Regions from separate parts of the Mus musculus genome. Here regions 1, 2, 4 and 5 are each linked to region 3. Evidence: chromatin loops called from intact Hi-C (ENCODE). Cell type or tissue: heart. All regions are shown on one strand.

Region 1 (5,000 bases), 340 kb after region 3:
ATCTCAAGCCTTGTAGATTCGTGGTAGGGAAAGCATAAGTGCTGTGTCAGCCAGCGGGAATTCAGGTCTTGGGTCCTCCACTCACTGGCTAGGTGACTCCTGGACTGTCACACATGCTCTCTGAGCCTCTCATTTATACTCCTGCTCTAGGGTCAGGTAGTCAGAGATAAACAGGTGCTCAGTTTGTGTCATGCACCTCTATCTCCCACCCAGCAGGGACATCCAGGTGTCTCCATCAGTTCCACTGCAGACCCACGCTCTCCCCTGTGGCTCCAGACCAGGCTGACATGCAAAGGCTTTCTCCGTGTGTCTGCTGCCTATTTTCAGGTCAGGGGCCCAGAAGCAGAGCCCAGCCTACCTTCTTTCCCGTTCTTTCGCCTGCTGTGGTGTTTCAATTTCAATCTCCACCGCCTTCACAGGCATGTCAGACGGTGAGGTGGCAGAATTTTCTCCCATGTCCAGCACAGGTTCAGTAAGCTCTATCAACGGTAATTTTAAAGGTGGTTAGTAATAATTGGGGCTGGAAATTTGCCTCAGTGGCTTAGAGCCCTGACTACAGAGGGCCTGGGTTCAATTCCCAGCACTCACAAGGTGACTCACAGCTATTAACTCTAGTCCCAGAGGACTCAACACCCTCTTCTGGCCTCCATGGGTACCAGGCACATGGTACAGACATATATGCAGGCAAAACACTTATACACCTAAGTTAAAGTTAACAATAATGAGGTAATATATAGGACAAAATCAGGGTTCTGCTGGGGAAACAAGATCAGGAGTAGACAAGGAAGCCCTGAGACTCCTGATTGTTTATCTGATAAAACCAGATATTCTAAAAAGCAAGAGGCCAGGACTTTTCAAAGCAGGCATTGCTCTACAAAGAGGAAAAAAGACAGTGCCTGCTCTGGTAGCACACATCTGTGATCCCAGCACTCAGCAGTGAGACCAGAGGCCCTACATCCCAGGGCAGCCTGGGCTACATAGCAAGTTCAATAATAGAGGCCTCATCTTAAAAAAAACAAACAAACCACGGCCTGGAGGCCGGCAAGACTATACACAACCTGAGGTCCTGACTTTGGGGCTGGATCCCACAAGGTGACAGAAAAGAACTCTTGAGAGTTGTCCTCTGATCAACACCATACACAGACACAGACACATACATAAAACTCATAAACTTTCACACATATGTACATAAAACACACACACACTTTAAAAACCAAACCAAAAAAGCAAGGCATAGGAGTCGTAGTTCTGTGGCAGAGCACCCTCCTAGCATTCCTAAGGCACCATAAGGAATTAATAAAGGTAGTACATGGTGGGGGCTTTAGATTAAAAGACATGTACAAACTCATAACAACCATGGGACCTGGGTTAGAAAGAGAAAAAGAAAGCAAGCGAGATATAAAGACTTTTTTTTTAACAACTGAGGGTTGTTTTTCATGTTTGGGGTGTGATGAGGTTGCTTTGTCAGATAAGACACCACTACCTTCTTAGTAAAGGCTTGCTCAAATATTCAAAAGCCAAGCTTTGGGACTACATAGAGAAAGAAACATTCAATATAAAGGACCAGGTATCAGACTACTCTCATTTCTTGGTAGATTTGAACCTTGTCAAATAAAAGGCTGGGGGAAAGCATGCCCCACAGAAGGAATCATTAGTACCACTCTCAGGGTGTGGACCTGAGGCTCAGGCCTACAGCATTTACAGACTTCCTCCCCAAATCCTGCAGCCTGACTAGGCACAACTCACAGCTGCATGCGATTTGCAGAATGCTGCCTGTGAAAAAACCTGCCTCAGGCAAGCAAACAGCTATGTGGGGCGGCACTGGGCTGAAGTTAGGACTCCACAGCCCCTCTGGATGCACTCTTCCTCGGTATTGCTTCTATCAAGTCCCTACTGTAACTTATCTCAAGATGGTCTTTGTTACAAAGAAACAACAAAGATTGCAACATGTGACTTAGCTCCAAACAGCAAACTCAGAACCAATGTTTAGAAAACAAGAGAACTTCACCTTCCACCTCCTCCCAGTCATCCTCACTGTCATCTTCATCAGTGCCTTGGTCCACCACCTTGCTTTTTGGGTGTTTCTTTGCCTTCTTGCAGTCAGCTGGTGAGTCCCTGTATATGGATCAAAGACACAGAAGGCTCACATACATATCCTAGTGTCACACTCAGGCTAAGCAAACCTCCAGGAGTCCTTCTCCTATTGACTGTTTATTGCAACCACATCCATGAAAATGACGGACAGCTGGCTCGCAAAAGTCTCAAGACGTGAAGTGGGAAGAGCTCCAGTGTAAGGTTACCCTGGCAACTAAGCTTGCTTAGTTTGTTTCTCAAAACAAACCCAGAACCTATTAACTCACAATCCATGTGAAAAGCAAAAAACAAAAAAATCAAAAACAAAGCAAAAACACAAACAAAACAAAACTGCTGTGCCTTGAAAAGGTGAGGGCAAAATTAAAGCAATCACATGATCCCAGAAGTCTTGGACTGCTGAGGTAACTAGGTACACTAGCACGGAGCTGGAGGCCAGGGAGGGGAAAAAAAAGCTCACACCAGCAGAGCCGGAGTTGCCAGAGACCCAACTCAGAGAATGCTTTTCTCCCATAAGAAAATGTAGCCCAAGGACACTGAAGCTGCCACACCTCAAACATGGCAAGTCAGGTGTGATCGCACAAGAACCTGTAAGCAGGTCCAGGCTGGGCAGCTGCTGATAGGGAAACCCATGCAGACAAGTAGCTCGACAGACAGTGAGGTGTGAGGTAAACAGCTGCCAGGACCCTGACATGTGTCTGCAGAGTCATATATAAACCCCAAATCCTGTTGACAGTTCTGGGTTACTTTGGCCTTTGTAAATGTTCGGATACTTGGTATCTAGAGGAAACAGCCAAGATTTTTAGCACAGACATTTTAGGACCATCTCAGTCCTGAGCTCCAATAAAGCTCAAAAAAGACCTCCACTTTTGTTTTTGTTTGCTACTTGCAACCAGGAGGCATAGGAGCCACGGTGGAGAGTCCAGCCGCTTCCCCTGGCCCACTACTGCCCTCTGCTGGACTGCCCTCCCATCATCAATGGCAAGTTCGGCTTCCTCTATTCACCTACCCTCCAGCTTGCTTAGGTTGGGTAGTTCACTGTCTCTCATCCTGAAATAAGGATATCCAGCTGCCATTAAGGCAAACTACAGGCCCACCCTAGATGAACGCGAACGAAGGCCCTGTGAACATGAATGAAGCTCACAGTTGTAGCTGAGGCCCAAGAAGTGTGAGCACCCTAGAGGGTGGCAAAACCTGAGTAGCTTGCACTGTCATAGAGAACTATCATCCAGGTGGACATAGCACACTCTGCTGCAGCAGAAGCAGCAGCAGCAGGAAACAGGAGCAAAAAAAAAAAATCCAAGAATCTGTCAAAAACAAAAACAAAACGAAACAAACAAACAAACAAAAAAAAAACAGAGCCACTGGCTTCAGACACAGTACGAGAGGGGAAGAAAATACTCCAGATGGAAGGAAGAGGGGGGCTGAAGGTGGGGTTCAGTGCTCGGTGCTCACTCACAATGCAGGAAGCCTTTGGTTTGATCCACTAAACTATAAGAAAACAAAAACATAAAACTAAGTAGGGCAGCAGGGGACAAGAATGTGCCCAGTGAACGCTCAAAATCCAACGGAGCATGAGTTGCCAGTTCCAATTTCCAGATGGCAGAAGTCTCTCCTGCCTCTCTGCTAAGTGTCTGTGAAGTTGAAACAACACCAGACCAAGAATCGGGAACCCTGAATTTGACGGCCGAGTGTGCTTCTAGCTAGCTGTGAAACCATGAATAAATGACTATATGTGAGCTGCCATTGAACTCATCAGAAACTGAGGCCTCCAGCTCCTGCTGGCCTGGCTCTGTCTGGCAAGGCTTAACAACCTCCCCCTCCCCCATCCCCTTAGAGAGCAAGGAGTCACTTCGTCTCTGGGCTCCGGGCCTGAGCGTCTCACCGGAAGTCATCCCCGTCGCTGAGTGCTTCCTCCTTCAGAACCTTGAGATTCTTGGATTTAGCAGTGGCTTTGGCCACTTTCTTTTTTGCTGCACCATTTGTGGGGTCCCCTGGATCACTGCAGCCCCTCTTCCTCTTTCCTTGAGAGACTTTCGGGAAAGAGCTCTTCCTTCGGGGTTTCTGCTTCTCATCTTCAAAGTCATCTGGGTGACAACACAGGGCAAGATGTGAAGGGCGGGTGGGAAGGTGGAGGCGGTGTGACTTATGGGCAAGGGTCAGGAAAAGGCTCATAGTCTCCTCACAACCAGGGCTCTGTCACCCGTCTGTCACCTGCTCACCAGCCTGTGCCTAGGCAGCACCCAGTGCTCAGCCTTTCACACGGAGCCTTCGCCATGGTCACAATGAAAACTACAGATCAAACGCAAAACCTTGATCTGCAGAGTAGGGAAGCACCGCCATCATGCTACACCCCCAGATCACTCCCCTTTCTTGCTGTACGTCTAAAACTGAAACCACCCTGTGACTAAAACTCTAAATTCCAACCTTAAAGGAAATGCCTGAATCCACTCATCCGCACCTTGCCCACCACCCACCTGCCAAGGCCTATCAGAATCTACTACTCTCAGGTGAGATGCTTCCGGGTCACAAACCTCTTTGCACTTTATTCCTACTACTGTGTTTCTGCCATATTTTACACCAAACTCTGCTCAAAGCACGCTGCTGATCTAACCTAGATCGTGCCCGTTAAGTCAACAGCCTCGGCAGGCTCCAGAGTCGGGAGAGGGCTGTGGATGTTTCTCAGCTGCTTGGCCTCAATTCCAGTGCTCAGATACCAAAAGGTTTTCGACTTTTGAAACATCTGCATCAACTTTACAGGTGCAAATTATCAACGAATCCAAGGAGAAACTCCGCTTCCCATAACCCTGCCACAGTTGACTTTGGGAAGATAGATGAGCTTTAAGACTCCAAAGAGGTATGGGTGATGGTGGCATGTCTTTAGTCCCAGCACTAGGGAAGCAGAGGCA
Region 2 (5,000 bases), 250 kb after region 3:
TTCAGAATATGGCCACTACATTGTTCAACCAATCTCCATTGCAAGGAGTTCTCTGTGCGCGCCTTCCTTGCCTCTGGGCAAGCCTGTGATAGCTTCCTCATTGACAGGTGCAGATGATGGTAAATGGATACGTACAGGAGCCCTGTCCAGTAAGCACATGCATAGCTTCAGATGGCACCGGCTGGTGAGAAGGTCACAGGACCGGGGACCGGGCAATGGGAAAGAGGGTTCTGTGCACTAAAATGTTTGTTTTAGCTCTGAGGAAGTGGCTGGGCTGTCCGCAGCAGATCACAGGATTTGGGCCCATTATGGTAGAAGCTAGGAGTGGGTGAAGGAGGAGCAAGGATGAAGAGAAAGAAAGCCAGTGATGTGGAGGGAAGAGAGGGGGACTGTATTCCTAGAAGAGTTTGGAGTCCAATGGAGACCCTGGAGAATAAAGCAGGTAACTCATTTGTGTGTGTGTGTATCTCTGGGTGTCCCATGGAGACACTGATGGGGGCTGGGAAGGGAATTGGACACTGGGGAGCCTGTTGGACTAGGGAGACTTCAACATGGGTTCAGGGACAGATGGGACATTTGTGCTGGAGAACTTTTATTGCCGTTTTGGCATGAATCTGACTGAAGTGGAGATAGCCTTGACCCACTGGTCCCCCAGCTTCCACCTCAGGGGTGCTGGGATTACAGACTGTGCACTCCCACCCTGCTTTATAGGATGTCAGGGATTGAACCTAGTTCTTTTCTAGTGCTAAACCAGTACTTTCCCAACTAAGCTATATCACCCCCCCCAAGCCTGGGGGTGCTTTCAGAACATGGCCACTACAATGTTCAGACGTTCTCCATTGCAAGTTCTCTGTGTCCTCCTGGCTCGCCTCTGAGTGGGCCTGTGATGGCTTCCTCAATAACAGGGAAGAGGTAATGGTGCAGGTGAATGGATGCATACAGGAGCCCTGACCCACCCTAATGACTGCTGTGCTGTGAGGAAACCAGGAATATGTACAGCCACTGCAGCCCACAGTCCTAATTGTGACCTTGACTGGTGGGATCCATTATGATTGCTACACAGGTCACTGAAGGCCCTCCAGATGCCACCAGCCATCCACTCAGTCTTCCTGGCTTCAGATTTGCCCAGGTGAGGCATTGTGGACAGTGTCTGGGTGTCCTCTTTACCCATAGCACATTCTCTTGTATTCCTCCTCTGTCTAGTCATCTGAGGTCTCCTCCAGAACATCTCTCTGGTGTGTCACTTCCAATATGCACCATTGTCATCTTAAAGCAGAGTCATGCACGTCATGGATGTTGGGACACACATGACCTGCAAGTCCTGTGGCAGCTGTGGTGACAGCAACAGCCCTGGCAAAGGCTGAGGGCATCTGCTGGGAAAGGGAAGGGGGGGGGGGGGGAGGAAGAACTGATTGGAAAACAAGCTGAGACAGAAGAGTGGGTGGGAAGAACCCAGTCTCCGCCCTTCTCCTGCAAGGAGTTCTCTGTGCCCTCCTGACTTGCCTCTGGGCAGGCCTGTGATAGCTTCCTCGGTGTCAGGGAAACAGGAATGGTGCAGGTGATGGTACACAGATGCATACAGGAGCCATTCTGAGGATGGCGGAATGGCCAAGCCCAGAGGCAGCACTGCCCCCCATGTCTGCACTGCCCTCAGAACTGCACTATGTTACCTCAGAGCCCTCTGACAATGCTGTGAGGCCCTGTTCTCATTATCACATCCCTGTTTATATGAAGAACGCGATCGTGGAGTATTAAATATCCCCATATCCTCACAGCCAGTAGTATATGATAGAGTTGAGATTTGAACTTGAAGCACTGGTTCTAGCCATAGCTCCCATGTTACGTGTGTGTGTGTGTGTGTGCGTGTGCGTGTGCGTGTGTGTGTGTTAAAGGCATTAGATGCACATTGAACATGGGCAAAGGCGCACCCTATCCTTCCTCTTTGTATAACTCCAATGCCTTTAGCTCCCTTTCCACCTGGTAAGTTTGTAACCCACCCACATCCCCACTCACCTGAAAAGCTTGCCTTGACCCACCTGGCTTCTACCCACGGTTCTTGGTTTCTTCTTCATCCATTTTTCAAATATTCATCAAGGATTAATGTGTTCCAGGCTCTATAGAATCTAGAGATATAGAGGGTCCGATATTCTCTGCAAATCTTTGAATGAGTCAGACACATATCCCTACATAGGACCAGGTCTGTATTTGTAGATAGCATATTTTTATTGTAATTCTTCCTTGGGTTTCCAGTGCCCTTGGGCTTGTCTTGGCAGAGCCCTTCCCATCCTAAAGGATATCCAGGCTCACCCCAGAGGCCTCTCATTAGAGTACAATCTCCTCATAACAAAGTCCTTCTGCTCTGATTACACAACTGCACAGAGCTTATGTCAAACCAAAACCATGGCTTGCTGAAGAGATCGCACATTTGGGGATCAGCTAAGCATGGGGTTTGGTGCCAGCTCTGCCACTTATTAAATTCATGGTCCAAGACAGTTTTTCATTCGCTTGTTTGTTGGGTATGCTCTGCAGCTAGTAACTTCTAGGTCAATTACTAGAGGGGGTTGAGAGTTCTGAAGGAGAAACTTTATTTAAAGCATCCCAAAGTCCTGAGCCCTAGATCAACTGTCTGGGACTGTCTGCAGAAGTTCTTTTTTTGCAAATTTCTGCTAGCCCAGGATCTCCCCCCACCCCACCCCACCCCCATTTGCAACCACTACTTGGATCATTGAAAGAGCTGTCCCGGTGGGCTTCTTGTTCTTCAGGCAAACCAAGCATACCTGGGCAGGCGCTCACTCTGGGCTTTGTCGCCACCTGTTGGGGGCAGAAGAAATAACCAGCCCAGTCCCAGAACCACAGTTAACAGTTGCTACTAAGAGGTGCCTGGTCTCAAGGGAATAAGATGGAGAGCAACACAGTAGGACACCCAACATCCTCCTCTAGCCTCTGTAACTCATACACAGGTGAACACACTAGTAAACGCTTGTGCACACATAACCCCCCACAACACACACACACACACACACACACACACAGAGAGAGAGAGAGAAAAAAAAGAGTCATAAAGCAAAAAAAAAAAAAAAATCATAGGCTATAGAACCCCTTTTATTAATGAAGTATCGAGCTGCTGGGGCCTGTGCTAGGCAGACTACTGACAAAGAATAAGTGAAGTATGCTGGTGCTCAGAGGAGAAGCACAGCTGATGTGACTCAGTGGCTTGCGAAGAACCTCAACTAGCAGCAAAGAACGTCTCTGACAAAGAAATCTGTGCTGGTACAGGGTGATGAAAAGCACCCATGGACCACCCTGAAGACCCTAGCCAGGACACTTCTTCCCATCATAGTGGCTGTTATGCTTCACCGATGTGGCCTGTGTCACCAGCATCCACCAAAGAGATGGATGTGACACCCAGGTGATTCTTTCAAGAGCCTGAGCATCCAGCCCATGGAGAGCGACGGTTAGAAAGAAGCAGTCAGAAGTGACAGGAGTCACCCAGGCCTCTCTTATGAAAGCTTTGGGCCTCCTGCCCTGGAGCTCTTGCCTGCAGATCCTATCCCCCAGGGTGAGAGCAGGTAGGACAGGACAATGAGGCCTGGAGACCCTGTTCCCATAGCTGGGGAACAGCAGAAACCCAGAGCCCCATGACAGTCAGCTGCCACGTGACAAATTACCCTCCCCAGCTTTTAGCTTAAAGGTGGAAAGCTTTGTTTGATATCAGAGGTTTAGGTCCATGGATGCTTAACCCTGTTGTTAGGCAGCTCATCATAGCAAGAGGCTGTTGGGGAAAAACACACTCCCGTCATGACATCCAGGAAGCAAGAGAGGGACATGAAGGAGCTGAGGTTCTCTTCTCTTCTTCAAGGCCTTGCCCCCAGTGACTTAACATCCTCCCACTGGAAGGCCCAGTTCCCTCCCAGTAGCACCTCAAGCTAGGAACCAAGCCTTTACATGGGCCTGTAGGGACAGCTAAAATCCAAACTAGGACGCTCCATTTGGTTAAGAGGGGGAAGGACTCCCACTTCCGCTCAGTGCTGTCAGGGAGAGCAGCCTGCTGCAGTCCATGGTTAACTTCTTGCACAGGGGACAGAAGTGGCTTGGGCCCAGTTTCTCCTCATACAGGTGACATTGGAAGATGAAGGAGAGCAGGCCCTCAGCCCCTTGCTGGTCCTCATCTCTCCAACTCAGAATCGGTGCCTGGCATGCTGGTGCTGAGTCTGGCTCTCCCCAGAGTGCTGTGTTTTGGGAAATAAGTGTTCGAGTCCCCAGAAGTGAGACTTTAAAGCATTCTTGCTTTTAGATGGACACAAACCCAATGTCCCCTCCCAGTGCTCCCACGAATGAATCTGTGTTCACGCTAAACCCACTCTGTAGTCTGCGGTTCTTGGGAAGAAAGCAGATTGAAAGCCTGTGAGTTACCCACCACCGTCAGCCATGCCGTGGAGGAGCCAGGCAAGTGGAGAGGGCTAGGGACGCTAACTCCCATCAGCACATTGGGGCTGTACAGGACCAAGAATAAACTGCCTTTTGCCTGAGTGGGTCAACGCTGCCGTCTGTCAGTATCAACCACTTCAAAGCTGGGCTTTGTAGCATTGATCACACTTTCTTCTGCTGATTTGAGAGTAGCACAAGATGCCACAATGGCTAATTCTAGTTGTCAACTTGACTGCATCTGGAATTAAAATTCAAGCACTGTGCCCTCCTGCGAGGGGTTTTTCTTCATCAGATTATTTAGAATGGGAAGACCCACCCTAAATGTGGGTGGCATCTTCTGGTGGTAGATCAGATAAAGGACAACTTTGGGGTTAACTCTCTTCCCCTGATCTTGTGAGCTTCTGAGTGAAATTATGAAATGGAAACAGAAAGATTCTGATCCACAGTGGCCTAGCGAGCACCATCGCCATCCACACCACTCACGTTGGGGCTTGGTTTTCCAGGGGAAAGGAAAATCTCTCCATTTGGTCTTGTCTGTTTCTTAGTGAAAAGGCCCTGAGTACTGTGTGTCT
Region 3 (5,000 bases):
GTACTTTGTACTTGACTCAATACAGATGAAATCAGTGTGTGTGCTTTGGCATCTGGTTTGCCTTACCACACAGCATATTGAGCAGGTACCATGCATTTTTCTTCCCCAGTGGCTGGGATTGAGAGCTCTAGTATGCAGGGCAAGTGCTTTGCCAGGAAGCCACATACCACCCCCGGCACATTCCTCTTCATGGATGCATAATATTCCACCATGTGGTGTACCACATCTTGTCTGTCTGTCCATTAGTTTGTGCACACATGGGCTATTTCTCCCGTTTTAATGATTGGCAGTTGTGTTGCTATGGGTATGCCCATACACGTTTGTTTCAATACCTAATTTTGCTTATTGGGGGGGGGGGTCAGTATACACCAGTTTTGTACCAAGAAAATGTCTAGCATAGCTATGTGGATTTTGAATGAATGAGTTTATTAAAGTTTATAGCAAGCAGAAATAAAGAACAAATAGCAGATAGAAGCAGTAGAGAGCTCAAGAGGACATCAGATCAGGAGCCTGCGGCCCCCAGCACAAAGCATTGGATTCACCTGCTTGGTGGTGTAAGAAAAGTGACGGAGCCCAGGGATCCCTGAGAGTTTAGGTTGGTTTGTCTGTCTAATCTCAGGCAGGCACACAATTACTAAACTACATCATCAATCCCCCCCTCTTTAAAATTTAAATTTAAAAAATAATTTTGAGACAAAGTTGGTGTGAGCTCATGATTTTTATCCTCAACCTCCTAAGCCGGTGGATTCACAGGCACTGGCCTCTAGGCCCCACAGTGTTATTTTAGATTAAGGATTGGTAGTACTAGTGTGTCTCTGAAGGGGATAGCCACAGATGCGGTGCATCTTTGGATGGTGACACAGACGTGCTGGTAGCTGTGTGCAGGTCTATGATAGTCTTCTGGGCAGCTAGGGCAGTGTTTTAAGGAGGTAATGACAGGCCTCTTCAGGAGGGCCCCTTCAGCAGGCTTCCACTGTTACACCCTCATTTCAGACCCTAATTTGCAGACAAGGAGGCAGGCACAGAGGGAAACAGCTGCATGCAAAGTCACACAACTGAGGCAGAGCTCAGAGGGGACTTGAGAGCCCTGTCCCAGCTCAGAGCCCTTGCCCCTCCCAAGTTTGTCACAGGGCATTCTGGGTGGGTCCTTCCTACTCATCTGGGCTGTCCCCTGGCAACCTGCTGCACATCCCAGATAATCTTTATCTGTCCCTTGTTGTCTCCCCACCCCACCCCACACACACGGGGGGCCCTTCTCAGCTGCTCCATCTTCGGCTTGTCACCCTCCAGTATCAGTGTCACTGTGAGGCCCTACATCAGCTCCCTCTGTCTACTGTAACTGTAACTACCCTGGCCTGTGCCACTGTGAGGCCATACATTCATTCACTCTGACCACTGTAATTACCATGCCCCATTGACCACTCTGCCAAATCCCTTTCTTCCTCTTCCTCCAGTCTAGTCACAACCCACTCCTACCTTGCATCAGTGTTTTATTTGATGACCAACAGGTTTTTTTTCCCCCAGAGCAGTGCTGCCTGATAAAGCTGTCTGTCGTGGCACGTCCTAGTTCAGCTCCATCCAGCCACCAGCCTCAGTGTCTGGCCAGCACTTGAAATATGCCTGAAGTAACTGAGGCATGGAATTCTCATTAAACATGCATGTTTTGTTTCTTTGAGGCAGGGTCTTGTGTAGCCAGGGCTGGCCTTGGACTCCAAAGTCGTCGGCCTCCACGTCCCAAGCTGGGATGACAGGCATGTACTACCACACGACCTTTAGCTCAAGACTGACTCATAAGTACAAGCTTATATATTTGGGCCCTTTGTTCTCAGGTCTAACCAACCAGAGGGAGAATATTCTTAAATCAATAATGCATCCATCTTAACATACACATTTCTTGTGTTGCTCCCTAAACCGTGGCATAAACTTCTCTCAGCGTGGTAATATGTCCCATGCTATAAGCAATGTAGGCATGATATATGCAGGAGGATATGCTCAGGTTCCATGTAAATATGATTCCATTTACACACGGGCATGGAGTCCTCATGGATCTTGTCCAAGAAGCAGTCCCCTGATGAGAGCATGGAACCGCTGTCTATAAAGATAGAACTGGCAGGGTATACATGTAGTGCATACATTTAATCACAGCATTCAGGAGGCAAAGGCAGATGTCTCTTGAGTTGGAGGCCAATCTGGTCTACATAGTACCAGATCATCCAGGGATATGTAGAAATATTGATGTCTCCAACAAAAAGAGCAAGGGGCAGCAGAGGGAGCTAGATACATCAAAACCTGCCTCTGCAGAGCTGAGCAGAAAGGAACGGAGTCAGGATTGGAAGTGCAGGGAAAATAACAAAGTACTCACATCAGATGGAGATGGGGCTCAGGGAGTCCCTGTTATTTTAGTTTTTAGTTCTGGCTTTCCTTCTTCTGGGCCTCTATACTGCCCTGACAGTATGGTGTGAACCTGTGCTAGCAGACCAGGTCCTGAACCGCAGAAGACCACAGAGATGCTTCCTTTCCCTGCCCTATCCAGCTTCTGACATTCCTGAGCTCAATCCCTTGCCCTAAATTGCGTCTTTGGCCTAAAGCCTGCATCTGGGGGACTCTGGTTCACTGTTTTTTTTTATAAGCATTGCCTTCTCCACGAGGCCGTCTCCCTTCCCGAGAAGACTGGTACTTCTCTGTCATAGCACCTGCTGGCTTGTTAGCCTTGTCTACAAGTGTCCCAGCACAGGTCAGGACCCCAAGCCCACCTGACTGTCTCATGCTGACTGACACTTGGCCTCAGAGACAAGGCTCTGGCTGTGGGGAGCAGAGGTGCCCCATGCAATCTCAGCACAGCCTGCAGTACTTATTCTAGACACAAGAGGGCAGAAGAGTGCCTCAGAAGGCTGCCATCAACTTCACTGTGCCCAAGCACAAAGCTAGGACTCAAAGGTGGCCCCCAGCTGTCACTTCCCAAGAACGAGAGGGGAGCCACCGTGCCCAGGCCTTGGCATCAAGTTTGACTTCCATGTCTCTTTCCACAGTGGTCCTTTGTGGTGGCTACCATCACTGAGATCCCCCCGGTCATCTTTCTTCCCAACTTCCTTGTGCAGAGGAAGGTGCTGAGGCCCCTGCGGACCCAGACTGGAGGCACCATCATGGTAGGCAGGGTGGGATGTGCAGCTCTAGGCCCCTACACCACTTTGCCCTATAGGGACTTGTCCCATCCAATAACAATTTGAGTTACTGCATTTGCAACCCAGCAAACATATGTTCTACAGTAGTGCTACTCACTGCTGGGAGTCTGGTAGTGTGGGCACACTTTGTGTCAGAATCAATGAGGTCTGTCCCAGCCATGGTCACAGCACTCTGGCACTACCAAGTTTTGTATTGCCATTCCCCCCAAATGCCTGCAGGATTGCACCTACCAGCTTGCAGTATTTCCACAAGCAGACTATCTCTTTTGCATTCAGAAAGCCATGTGGGAATCCTCAGCTCACCTCACTTGAATTTCTGATTGTTTTCCCCGTAAAACTGGGAGGGCCACTCCTGACCCTTCCCCACTTGGGCAGTTGAGTTTTTCCCCTGGTTGCCACTGGTCTGTTGAGGAATGAGGTGCTGCCTCGTTCTATCTGTGGCCTATTCCTGCCCCAGAGCTTATATTGAATGTGTACATGCCTGCCTCAGGATGAGGCCTGAACTCCTACCCTCTGCTTGTCTCCAAAGGCAGGGAAGCTGGCTGTGGAGCGAGGCTGGGCCATCAATGTTGGTGAGTGCTGGGACTTCAGAATGTCTGGCTGTCCTGGTGGAGTTGGAAAGGGTGTGGGGACAGAGGGACAGGAAAGCCCTCAGAGCCAGCCGAGTAGCCTGGAGTAGTATACAGCCTTTTTGTTCCTGTGTAGGCCCCACGGGTACCTCTATCTGCTGTGAGATATTTGTTGTGAGAATGTCCCTGCCCAACATTTACATATTTCCAATGACAGGGAGTTCTCTTCCACCCAGAGAGCCTGTGCCGTCCCTCAGGTAGGTTCCTGGGCATGTCTGTGTGGAATTAGTTGCCTCCACGTGCCTCTCCTGAAAGGGTCCATCTTTCTGGGGACTAGGCCAGTGGACAGGGCTTGGTCATGGGACGACGAGGGGATAGGCCCAGGCTAAGTGCCACAACAGGGGTTCTGGGGGCCAGTGCTTTCTGGTTCTGTGTGGTCTCTACAGTCTGTCTTCACAGTCCTTGACAGTTGAAGAACCTTTTTCCTAGCAGCCTTTCCTTTGCTGTTGCATAGTTGTGTTATGAAGAAGCTGCTGGCTTGTGCAGGACCCTAGAGGATCCCTTTTTGTGAGCTCCACATGGCCAGGGGCCATGACTCTTCCTGCTTGCATTGCCAGGTACCCAATTAGACCTGGCATAGCCATGATGTTAGAATACCCAGTTATATAGGGACATGGGTAGTTTATGCCATGTGTGTCTGTAGCATAGTTCCCGGTTCATGGAGGACCTCAGTGATACTCCTATCATGGAAACTAGGGCCTGGTTAACTGAGCCTCTAGGTCCTAATGAAGCCTGGATTTCACTAATGGTGCTGCTAACTGTTTTCTTGTTATATTTTCTGGGCATGTTGTTGGTCCTCTCTGGGCCTGGGGCAGCTCACCTGTAAAAGGTACTAGTGAAGATGGAATTCTCTTCTGGCCTATAGAGAGGCAAGCTGGATGCCCTGTTAGGGGTCCCCAATGAGTGGAAGAGGCAAGTTATTTATCTGCACAGCCCGAACCTCACACTGTCAGGGTGGGGATAGTTTTGGACCTCCCTTTCAGAAGGTTCTTATAACCCAGGGTCTCCAGGGATACAGGAACAGTAGCAGCTTACTAGCCATTTTAGCAGAAGACAGGCAACAGCAGCCCTCTGGTCCAAAGCAAAAACTACATGCAGACTATGTCTCAGAGTTTGGCATGGCATGGACAGCTGTGGTCAGCATAGGGTACTGTTCCTAGTCATCTCTGTCCACTACAGGGAAAACCTG
Region 4 (5,000 bases), 240 kb after region 3:
CCCCTGATTCTCACCCCTCGGAGACGCTCTAGTCAGCTGAGGCAATCAGCTGGTGTGGATGAGGGTACTTGGTTGAGGGACCCAAAAATCCCAAACTTGAGAGATAACAGGATACCGGTTACTGTAAGAAAAAGGTTTGACTCATATGAAGTCAATGGTGGGTCAATAACCATCAAATCATGACAATGATTAAGGCTCAGCCCATACTTTGGTAGGTGTGGCTATGGGCAGAATCTTCCAACAAACCCTAAGTCCTAGAAGTTCAAGCTCCTTAGTCTGGGCTACCTTATCTTTGAGCTCTAGCTCCTACTTCCCTCCATGGTACCCCAACATTGCTAGGTCATATCTTTTCTCCTGGTTAGCTTTACCTGTCCTAACTGGCATTCCTCTAACCCAGTCCTTTGTTGCTTCCCAGAATACTGGTGGCATCCCTCCTCCTTACAGGAGGCTGTGTTGAGGCTAATCCCACAGTATGCAGCCAGGTATGGGGGGTGCTATGATCCAGGGGTGCCTCCATCCTGATCCCCTCTGCCACAGCCCAATGGGCATCATCACAGTGTGGCCATGGGGTGGCTGTACTCATTCTAAAACAGCAAGCCATAAGAGATGAACTCTGTCCTGGGAGACCCTGTCACTCACTTGGGCCAAGTCCCTTCTGAGTCTCAGTTTACTCATCTGTAGCACATTTGCTCATTATGTCCCAGCAAGGCCATCAGGTTTAAAATGATGTCAGAGTGCCATCCTGGGTGTTGGGGTTTGAAGAGGGATAGAACATTTGAGAAGGACAAAGATGAAAGGGAACAAGCAGAAGGCTCGGGAGGCAGGGATTTCAACTGCAGTCTTGGTGTCAGCACCATCCTGTTGCCTGAGCTAGATTGGTCCACTCCTCTCTCATCCAAAACAAAAACCAAACCAAACCAAACCAAAACAAAACAAAACAAAACAAAACACCCAAAAACCTGATTCTGATGTTGAGAAGGAGAGGACAGGGGAGAAGGAAATTCATGTAGCCAAGATCCAGACAGGTAGTGCGGGGAAAGGGGTTCTGCAGGAGAGGACCACAGGGCCCAGTTCTATAGTCAGTACAGTCTAGTGACCAAAGCAGAGCTGTGGCAAGACTGTATGGAGGCAGGGAAGGATGCAGTCACTGTGAGCTGGCCAGAGCCCCTGCCCTCCTGGAGTAGGTAGAACACACTGAGATAATGTGAGAAGTTGGCCGAAGCAGATCCAAGGGAGCGGGCAGGGGAAGGCTCAAGAGCCTTGAGTGCACACAGACGTTTCGGACTGTGGTACCCATCTCTACAGAAGCACTGAGGCCCTTAAGAGAAGGCAGTGTTTAAAAGAGGATGAGGCTGGGTGGTCATGAAGACCCCAAGGTCTCAACAGCAGGTGGGCAATGGTTTCCTGCTGGCTGGAATAAGAGGCCCTTTAATGGATCTTTCCTAGAGTAACACTGTGACCTAGTTTCTACTTTAAAATTGTTCCTTCCTGCTGGGAGCAAGGAGGAGGTGGGCTAGCCTGGGAACCCAGATGACAGCAGGGAGGCTGGGGAATGTGGAGGATGCTGGAATGGACTGGGGATTTGGAGCATCCAAATACTGGTGCTAAGGCTGAGAAGAGCATTCAACGGGGCCTTTTCAGCAGAGCTGTGTTGATAAGCACAGCCCAGAGGGACCTGTATTGCCCTGTGCCTCAGGGAAGGTCACAGTGCAGAAGTGAGTCTGTTGACATCTTGGCCCCCAAGTCTGGACACCTACAAGGAAGAAAATGTCTCCACATTCTTTCCTACAGCCCAGGATCTCCTGAAGATCACTGACTTTCTCTACAACCATTCTATCACAAACATCATGACTGCCTTACAAGTTGAATGCACGTGTGTATGTGCTCAGACATACATACACATCTGCACATGCCAAGCCTCCCCCCAAGCAATGCTGTAGGAATCAGGTGGATTGTGTCATAGGACTGTGCATGCTGGACCACAGTAGGGAGTGTTGGGGACTATGGCAGAGAATAGGTCACTCATACCTTACCCTCGGGTGGTTGTATCTCAGCTCTAACCATCACAATGATTCCCTACGCACATTAAGTAACCAATAGATCTGCCTATTTCCCAAAAGAGGCTGCAACACCTTTGGGTAAAACACCCCACATTTAAATTCAGGTCTCATTTGAAAACATGTTAGATCAGCCAGCAAGATTTTAGGCCATTAGTTCGTGCCCGAGCTTTGCCTGTAACCAGCAAAGTGGCATGGCTTCCAGATGCAGTCCTGGACATCAGTCTAAGTCAACCATGCACAAGATACAGTCATCAAGGATACTAGAACTAGAGCAAGTGAAGGGATCACATAGAGCTCCCAAAGGGTACTGGCTCCTTATAGCTCCAAAGACCCTGTGCAGGGTGTCTGATGATCACATACCCACTTTGAGCTCCTTCCCGAAGACAGTACGCTCTCCCAGCGCTGAGCAGTTCCAACGGCCATTTCGGAACTGAAACTGACACTCGTCCAGGCCCATTTGGGAGCCTTCTCCTATGACGATGATGGCGTCCGGCCGGCTCTGGCAGATTGCCCGCTGTCTGGGAGCCAGGCCTGGGATCTTGTTACAGATGATGCTCGCACCCAGAGCTACCACCGAAGAGAAGCCACTGGAGGGGACACAGAGATAGGGGGTGAGACCTGGAGGAGGGCTCTGACTAGCAGGTGCTGGAGAGGGGGTGGTGTCCTCTCAGCTACTACAGAGGACCTCTCACAGAGCCACAGTCCAGATGAAGTCTGAGGTAGGGCAGGGCAGGATTTTGGCCACAAGTCTTCTAAACACCTAGCTGATGACCAGGAAATACCTGTCCCTGCAGAGAGCCATGATACCATGGGACCCGAATCTCAGAGAAGCAATTTTCTAGTGCCCAAGGGGGCAGGCCCCTTTTCCATCAAAGCCTTCCTTCACTTTCTAACCTGGAGCAGGTTCACAACCCCCCTTATGTATCTCAGAGCCTGCACTGCTTAAACAAGAGCTTCTGAGAGGCCGTCTGCACCTCAGAGGGTCGATAGGAAGCACATGTTGAGGTGCCATTTTTATCGCTTTTGGAACTTATGGTTCCCAGGGCTAGTACTGCAGTCATCTGAACAGCCCAGGTAAAATTAGAATACCACAAATATGTCACACATAGGTGACACAGGAGCCAGTCTTACCTACCAGACTGAGAAACCTCAAGGGACTTGGGGACCTTAACCCTCGGACCCAGCAGAGCGGTTCAAAGTCACTGAAACTCTTAACCGGGACCTCCCTCCAACTGCCCTGAGAGAAGGCCACGCCCCCTGACCTCCGCCTCCTCCCCTAGGGTAGCCCCTAGTGAGCCAATGAGGTGTCAGGTCCCGGAGAAATCAGGGAGTTTTACTTTCTGCCGCTTTCCCCTGCTCCAGTCTTTAGTGTCTCCGCCCCTCGTTTCTAATTAAAAAGAAGATAATACCTAACGCGGCCAGAGCCAATGAGCCCGACCTCGCTTCCTGGATGCTGGATGAGTGGATGAGCGCAGGGCGGTAGTGCGCGGGCCAAGATGAAGATTAAAGCAAGTGGGGGGGAAAAAAAAAGAAAAGAAAAGAAAAGCCATCCAGACGCGGGCGAATCAATAACACTTAAAACACACCCGCAGGCAGGCAGCGCGCGAGCCCAGAAGCCGCCTCTCGATCCGCGGTTGGGCTGGAGGCCGCCTAGTCCACTCAGAGCGCACTTGGTTTTGAAATCCCATTCCAGAGAGGTGGGGTTGGGGAAGTGGGAACCCTGAGGGTGGCGGCGGAGAAACACAAAGGGTCTGCCACACACGCCCCCTGGCCTTGGGTCCAGTTCTTCCCAAGGCAGCGACAGGAGGTTCACAGGTAGTAGGGGTGTATAGAGAGAGGCAGGTGTGAAGCCTCCCAAGGTAGCCCTTTGGCGCTAGGACCTCTGTCTATGATTAAAGCCCCCCACGTCCCCAAAACCGTGCTGCACACAAGTCACTTCCTAAGTACAAAGAGAGGCCGCGCAACGCAGCGCAAGAAGCCACCTGCTTCCACTTTCCAGTTAGAGTGTCTCCTGCCCCACCTCCTGACGCCTGGGTTCTTTGGCTCCCACCCCAGCGACCCCAGGGTCGGCTGTCTTGCTTTCTTTGGGTGGCGGCTAGAGAGCGTCTCTCCTTGGTGTCTCCGACTAGCCATTAACTATCTCTGGTCGTACTATTTGGTTCTGATTGTTAAATGTGCTGTCCTCCTAGCTTGGGAAGGGGGTCTGAGGGCCGCTGGAAATGAGGCGGTGCCAGAGCTCTGAAAGGTGGTTTATGCTTTTGCCAGGGAACACCCCCAGTCCTGGGCCCACGTTTGCTACATGAGTAGCCCTGTCTGCAAAAGGGCTGCGCTCACAATATCGCGCGTAGAATTCCTGCTGGGAATTGAGCTCTCTAGGGGTGGCTGTGGTCCTGCCGGATCTACTGTGCTTGTGGCTTGCGCGCAGGGGCGGGGGGTGGGGCGGTTCCTGGGGACCCCATAGAGCAGATATTCGCTTCCAGAAACACTTAACTGTCTGTTTCTGGAGGTATCCCTGACTCTGAGATCCTTGGGATGGCCGATCCCCTGCCCGAGTCTGTGGAATTGCGTGCGCCCCTGGGTTGTCCGCTCACGGGGAGCCTTTGTGCCCTCAGGGTTCCTGCACCTCCCACTGCCTCTCCTGAGCTAAGTTGGGCAGCGCGCCTCCCTCCCGGGCCCAGTCAACTTTGCCTCCGTCGCACGCGCGGAAAGAACGCGCGCGGTGCTTACCCGATCCGGAGGTAGACTATGCCCAGGCTGAGAAAGAGGTGGCCCAGGCAGCGCCGCGCTTTCCGGGTCATAGTCCCCGCTGGTGGCGGGTGCCACGGGCCGGGCTGTGCTGATCCCGCCAGCCGGGCCCGGCGGGGCAATCCACATAGCCTGCGCAGGGGGCGCGGGCCGAGGCTCCCTGGGCGGTCCGTCGGTGCGTCGGTCCGCGCTAGG
Region 5 (5,000 bases), 120 kb after region 3:
CTGCCTCCACTTCTGAAGCACTAGGGTTATAGGCACGGCCACCATACTCAGCAAAGTGGCCTTTGCTTTTCTTAGATAGCTCCAGAGGGCAAGGGTAGTGATGCTGGGAACCCAGATGGGCTGAAGAGAAGCCAGGAGTGCACCCCTCAGTGTGAAGAGGGGTTGGAAGTACTCCCCTGTGGTGCTTTAATGGGAAATGCACCTATAGGCTCAAATATTTAAACACTTGGTCCCTAGCTGGTGACTCTGTTTGGCGGAGGTATCTATGTGTGGTCTAGTGGGAGTAACTATGGGAGGATCTACACTGAGGGGGGAGGATCTACACGGAGGGGGGAGTAGCTACACTGAGGGGGAGGATCTACACTGAGGGGGGAGGAGCTACACTGAGGGGGGAGGAGCTACACTGAGGGGGAGGCTTGAGAGCACTCAGCCTCTCCCAGCTTGAAAGCACTCCTCCTTTCTCTGTTTCTACACTCTCTCTGCTTTGTGTTTGTGCTTGAAAATAAGATCGCTCAGCTTCCTGCTCTGTCGCCCAGTCTGTTGAGTGCTGCCATACTTACCCTAAGGGACTCTCATCACTCTGAAACCATAAACCGTAATCCTTCTTCCTTCCATGACCATGCCTTCCTTGGTCATGGTATTTTATCACAGCAACAGAAACGTGACTGATAGAACTCTTCATGGGAAGGGGATCTGGGAGTGCTCTCCTCAAGGGAAGAGGAGCCAAATGTGCTCCCTTCAGACAAAGAGAATCCATAAGTGCTCCAGTCATATGAAGAACTGTGAGTGCTCCCTCATGTAAGGAAGAAGTGAAGCGAAGAGCTTTCTCTGAGTGACAGGGAGTAGGGTAGGGAGGAGAGGGGAGAGAGCAGGCACATTACTTTTGCTACAGCGCCCCAGAGCATTTGCTCCATGGTATTGCTACTGCCCTGTACTATTTCTGTCACAATATCTTACCATGCTCCATTTATAAAATGAATGATCATGCCAGGCAGTAGTGGCACACGCCTTTAATCCCAGCACTTGGGAGGCAGAGGCAGGCAGATTTCTGATTTTTTGATTTTTTTGTAGACCAGCCTGGTCTACAGAGTGAATTCCAGGACAGCCAGGGCTATACAGAGAAACCCTGTCTTGGAAAAAAAAAAAAGATAGGCAAGCATATAAAACAAAAACACAAGATCCATAGGACTAAGGGCCACCCACAATTTTAGGTGCCTAGTGGGGATCTTGGAGTGTGTCCCAGGGTAATGGGGGACACACCCACTTTGATCTTTATTGAGGTCCAAGTGAATTCACCAAGGAGAGACTGTCACGTCCCTAAGGAGTATGACCATACAGGTTGTTGAAGAGTTCAAAGAACGGTTGGGGTTAAGACAACTAGGGATGAGGTAAAGGGGATAGAGAAGGAGGGAGAAGGCAGAGATCCCAGGTAGAGGCAGAACCTGTGGCCTTCATCCCAGGGTACCACTGAGTCTCCAGGGCCAACGGTCTTAGACACCCTACATTTGTCACTACTCAGGATATCACAGGGCAACCCAGTGCCTGAGAGCTGTAACATAAGTCACTACAGGAGCTGAGCGGCCCAGTACCTCAGACCCACCCAGGAGCTGTGCCACTAGAAGGTAGCTAGCTGCTTGCTGCCCCAGTTAGCTGTGACACCCAGGTAGCTGCCTAGTGTTACAATAGCAGCCCAGTGCCAGGGCCACTGGGGGTTAAAGCCCAGGGTGATGAACCTCCAGCATGAACACCCACAGCTCTGAGCTTCTAGCTCCTAAGTCTAAGAAGCAACAGGGTCCTGGATTCCAGGGCTGTGGCTGCAGCCTCTGGCTCTGTCATCTGCCAGTCCAGCTCCCAGCACCTCGGCCCTCAAGGGCTGGGACTGCTCAAACTGGAAGGCTTCTCTTTGTCTTCTCTGACTCATATCTGGGTAAAGAAGGACCCTATTGGCTGACCAGAAACAGCACAATTCTAGGGACTGCCACAGAGCTTCAACAATCTCACTCCTAGCTTGATACCTGATTATCTCCATAGCTGTGGCCTCTCCAGGCCATAGGCGGTGTGTGGTGACACCTGGTGGCCAAGAGCGGGATTGCTAGCAGTTGATGCAGCTAGGGTAAACTTCATTCTAGCCAGTGTAGGGCTGGGGAGTCGCCTAGAAGCACATAAGCAAGGGGGTGTGCGGAGTTCAGATGACACCTTGTACCTGTTTCCAAATTCTAATGAACATGATACCTTCCCCGTCACCCTTGCCACAGGCACGGGATCACTGTTGCTTTGGCTGTGGTTGTCTGGCTTTTCAGAGCCTCTGTTTCCTATTTTCTCTCTGTTTATGGGAATTATACTAGTTTGAGACCTGCTACTGGAGAACGCTATAGGGTTAAGAGGCCCACTGGAGCCCCACTATGGCTTCTGATAACTGTAATTTCTGTGTAATTGGCATTTAAAAAAGACTAGGTGTGCCTAGCTGCCAGCCCACATGCACAGACATGAGCATGTACATGCTGGGCGGGAGAGGCCCTCTGGAAAGGCAACTCCTGTGTGTGGCCAGTATGGGGTGCTGACCGTAGCATTTGCTGAATTGGTCTGGCCACCCACGTGAGAGCAGGCAGTTCTGACAGCTGCGCTGGGGTAGTGGCTGTAAATGGGGCCTGTCCTACCCTGGATGCCTGGAGGACCTGGTGTCTGTGTGTTTCTCGGTAAATGCATGTGATTGTGGAGAGCCTGGCTGGTGGCACCCAACCTGCAGCTCTGTGCTGTTTGGTCTTTGTGGTCCCCAGGCCCTTGGCCAGCCATTCCCAGGGGTGGGAAGTGATCCAGGCCTGGCCCACTTACCTTGCCTGCTCTGAGAGGGACAGGTGGCTGCATGCTTGTCCTTACACCTCACCAGAATCATCCTCCCTTCTATGCCTGTCTTCACTTTCTAGGCCCAGAGAGGTTGCAAATCCTTCTCAGGATTGCACAGGGTCCTCAGCTAGGGCTGATGAGAGGCTGGGGTGGGGCTGGTTTTTCTGACTGAGTCTATCTGCCAAGCCTGCTGTCTCAGGAGGGGGTTGCCAGTAGCTAGCAGAGCATGCTCCTGACATGTGCTGTGTTCATCTCACCATGGCTCTCCATTGCTTGCAATACGAATGAGTTTCACAGCCCACCATCCTGGCCCCACCCTCTTCAGTCTTGTGGCCATCACTCCCTGCCGAACCCTGTGCACCAGTCACCTTGCCCACTCTTCTTTCCCATTCTGGACCTTTTGCTTGGAGAGCATGGAAACTCCTATACATCCTGCAATGCCCAGCTCTGAGCACCCTCCACAGAGTTAGAGCTTCCCCAACTGCTTTCTAGGTGCTTGCTAGTCTCACTTCTCAGTGTATGTGCAAATGAGTTCCCCTCTGAGTCCCCAGCACCCAGCACCAGGCATGGAGCAAAGCAGACACAGATACATGCTGAGTGAATCAACAACACAGGCATGCTCTTGCCAGGATGCAAACTAGCTGGGAGGAAGATCCAGAGTGGGCCAGGACCGGGGTATGGGGCAGGTTGGTGGAATAGGAGTTGCCCAGGTATCCTCTCCTTAGCCCTGAAGCACCTGCTCCTGGCTCCTCCTTAGCAGGGGCTGATGATAACTCAGCTCTGGCCCCAGGTACAGGGCTCAGACTCTGAGGCCGTGCCCTGGTAGGGTAGTCAGAGACTCATCCTCCTTTCTGTCCATTTTATCAGATCGGAAGCTCAAGGCCAGTTCTGCTTGGCTGACACTAAGGTTTCTGTCCTCCCTGTTCTAGGACTTTGACCCTTTGAAGCTCAGGAAGGGTGGGAACAGGAAGGGACAGTAGTGCTGCTGTGCTGGCTCCAGGGCTTCGGCATCAGGGTCAGGGTTTGTGCCTGAAGTTCCCACCCATAGCCGAGTCATCAGGCCAACGCCCTTGGGCCAGCCGAGCCATCCCTGTGGGAGGTTGGCAGAGCCCGAGGGATGGTAGCTGGGATTGAGGCTTTCTGAATACTATCCTGCCTCCAAAGGTCAGGCCCAAAGAGAATAAGGTTCCTTTTACCACGGCTGGGGGACAAGAACTCCAGCACCAAGAAGGCCAAGTGTGCCATGACCCAAGTCTGGGCTGTTCTCTCTGTGGTTGAGGCTGGGAGGCCTCAGCTTCTTCACTGTGAACAGCACAGCCTTGGCAGCCATACCCTGGCCTACTCACTGTACACCGCCTGCACACTGAAATTTGTGCCCCAGACTAACCTGTCCTCTTGGGGAGTCTCCTCCAGACCACATGGCCTTTGCATAACATCCCACTTGTGGCTCCAGACATGGCTGCTTCTAAACAGGTAGGAGTAAGGCGGGGTTCTGCATGGAGGAGAAGGAGGAGTGAGGGGGAAGAAGGGGCTATGATGATGGTAAACTGAGTCCCAGTTAGTGGCACCAGGTGTGGCATAAAGCAAAGAAATGTTTGTAGAGAATTTAAACAACCTTGCGCACACAGCTCAGTGGAAAGGCAGGTCTTTTTCAGATAGTCGACAGTTGTGTTTGTCAAAATGTTCAGTCTATGGGCAGAGCAAAAATGCAGCAGTGGGTTGGGTGACCATGAGAGGGGTGAATGAGAAAGGTGTGCATAGGGTAGTCCAAGCTGGAACAGGAGGGAGGAGAGATAGCCCCTTGGCAACTCCATTGCTTTGGGCTAGAAATATGACTCCTCTTTCACACTCCCATATTCTATCTATTGGACCCCAGAACATTCTAGATCTCCCCCCCTCTGTTCCCCAACATTCACACCCCTGGTGAGTTCTGCAGAATGAACTCTGAGGACATTCCCGAACTTGACCCCATCCCTCCGTAAGCTTCTCTATTTCAGACCATCCTCGTGTGCAGACCTAGCTGCTCCGGCCTGATCCCTGCCCCATGTCTCTCTTGCTGCTAGCCTCCAATGCCCCAGCGTGCCTCTGCAGGAGACTTGCTTCTGTGGATACAGCCCTTTTCTGCAGTGCCTGACTGCTTGGGCTAACCTACCCCT

Evidence for each region. Hi-C counts contacts between places; a loop is a spot of excess contacts. Peaks named below come from ENCODE experiments on the same cell type or tissue, not always from the same donor. Only the 100,000 strongest peaks of a DNase experiment are listed, where the experiment ranks them.
Region 1: a loop joins it to region 3, with 2.5 times the contacts of the local background. A loop is called at or near these places in 2 of 42 quality-filtered maps.
Region 2: it touches region 3 in a loop (8-fold over the local background); 27 of 42 quality-filtered maps call a loop at or near these places.
Region 4: a loop joins it to region 3, with 4 times the contacts of the local background. A loop is called at or near these places in 27 of 42 quality-filtered maps.
Region 5: it touches region 3 in a loop (5-fold over the local background); 33 of 42 quality-filtered maps call a loop at or near these places.

Annotation. Positions count from the first base shown.
Region 1 is chr6:91,506,481-91,511,480 of GRCm38, forward strand. It overlaps Xpc (xeroderma pigmentosum, complementation group C), which reads right to left. Exons shown (of 16, transcript NM_009531.2): 2 at 3,977-4,178; 3 at 2,009-2,115; 4 at 359-479. Among named protein-coding and RNA genes, the nearest start is that of Xpc, 6.9 kb to the right of the region's middle. In heart, a CTCF peak has its summit at 3,040 (motif pointing left); no DNase peak of the experiment used is centred here.
Region 2 is chr6:91,412,267-91,417,266 of GRCm38, forward strand. It overlaps Gm30437 (a long non-coding RNA gene), which reads left to right. Exons shown (of 2, transcript XR_377869.4): 2 at 1-450. Among named protein-coding and RNA genes, the nearest start is that of Wnt7a, 3.4 kb to the left of the region's middle. In heart, a CTCF peak has its summit at 2,823; no DNase peak of the experiment used is centred here; H3K27me3 peaks cover 5,000 bases.
Region 3 is chr6:91,162,532-91,167,531 of GRCm38, forward strand. It overlaps Hdac11 (histone deacetylase 11), which reads left to right. Exons shown (of 10, transcript NM_144919.2): 4 at 3,030-3,146; 5 at 3,712-3,754. Among named protein-coding and RNA genes, the nearest start is that of Hdac11, 8.2 kb to the left of the region's middle. In heart, a CTCF peak has its summit at 2,864 (motif pointing right); a DNase peak (open chromatin) is centred at 2,880; H3K27ac peaks cover 2,452 bases; H3K27me3 peaks cover 460 bases.
Region 4 is chr6:91,406,252-91,411,251 of GRCm38, forward strand. It overlaps Wnt7a (wingless-type MMTV integration site family, member 7A), which reads right to left. Exons shown (of 4, transcript NM_009527.4): 1 at 4,788-5,000; 2 at 2,421-2,647. The coding sequence starts at 4,858. Among named protein-coding and RNA genes, the nearest start is that of Gm30437, 2.6 kb to the right of the region's middle. In heart, no CTCF peak of the experiment used is centred here; a DNase peak (open chromatin) is centred at 2,590; H3K4me3 peaks cover 1,658 bases; H3K27me3 peaks cover 5,000 bases.
Region 5 is chr6:91,279,338-91,284,337 of GRCm38, forward strand. No RefSeq gene overlaps it. Among named protein-coding and RNA genes, the nearest start is that of Fbln2, 69 kb to the left of the region's middle. In heart, no CTCF peak of the experiment used is centred here; a DNase peak (open chromatin) is centred at 2,074; H3K27me3 peaks cover 3,781 bases.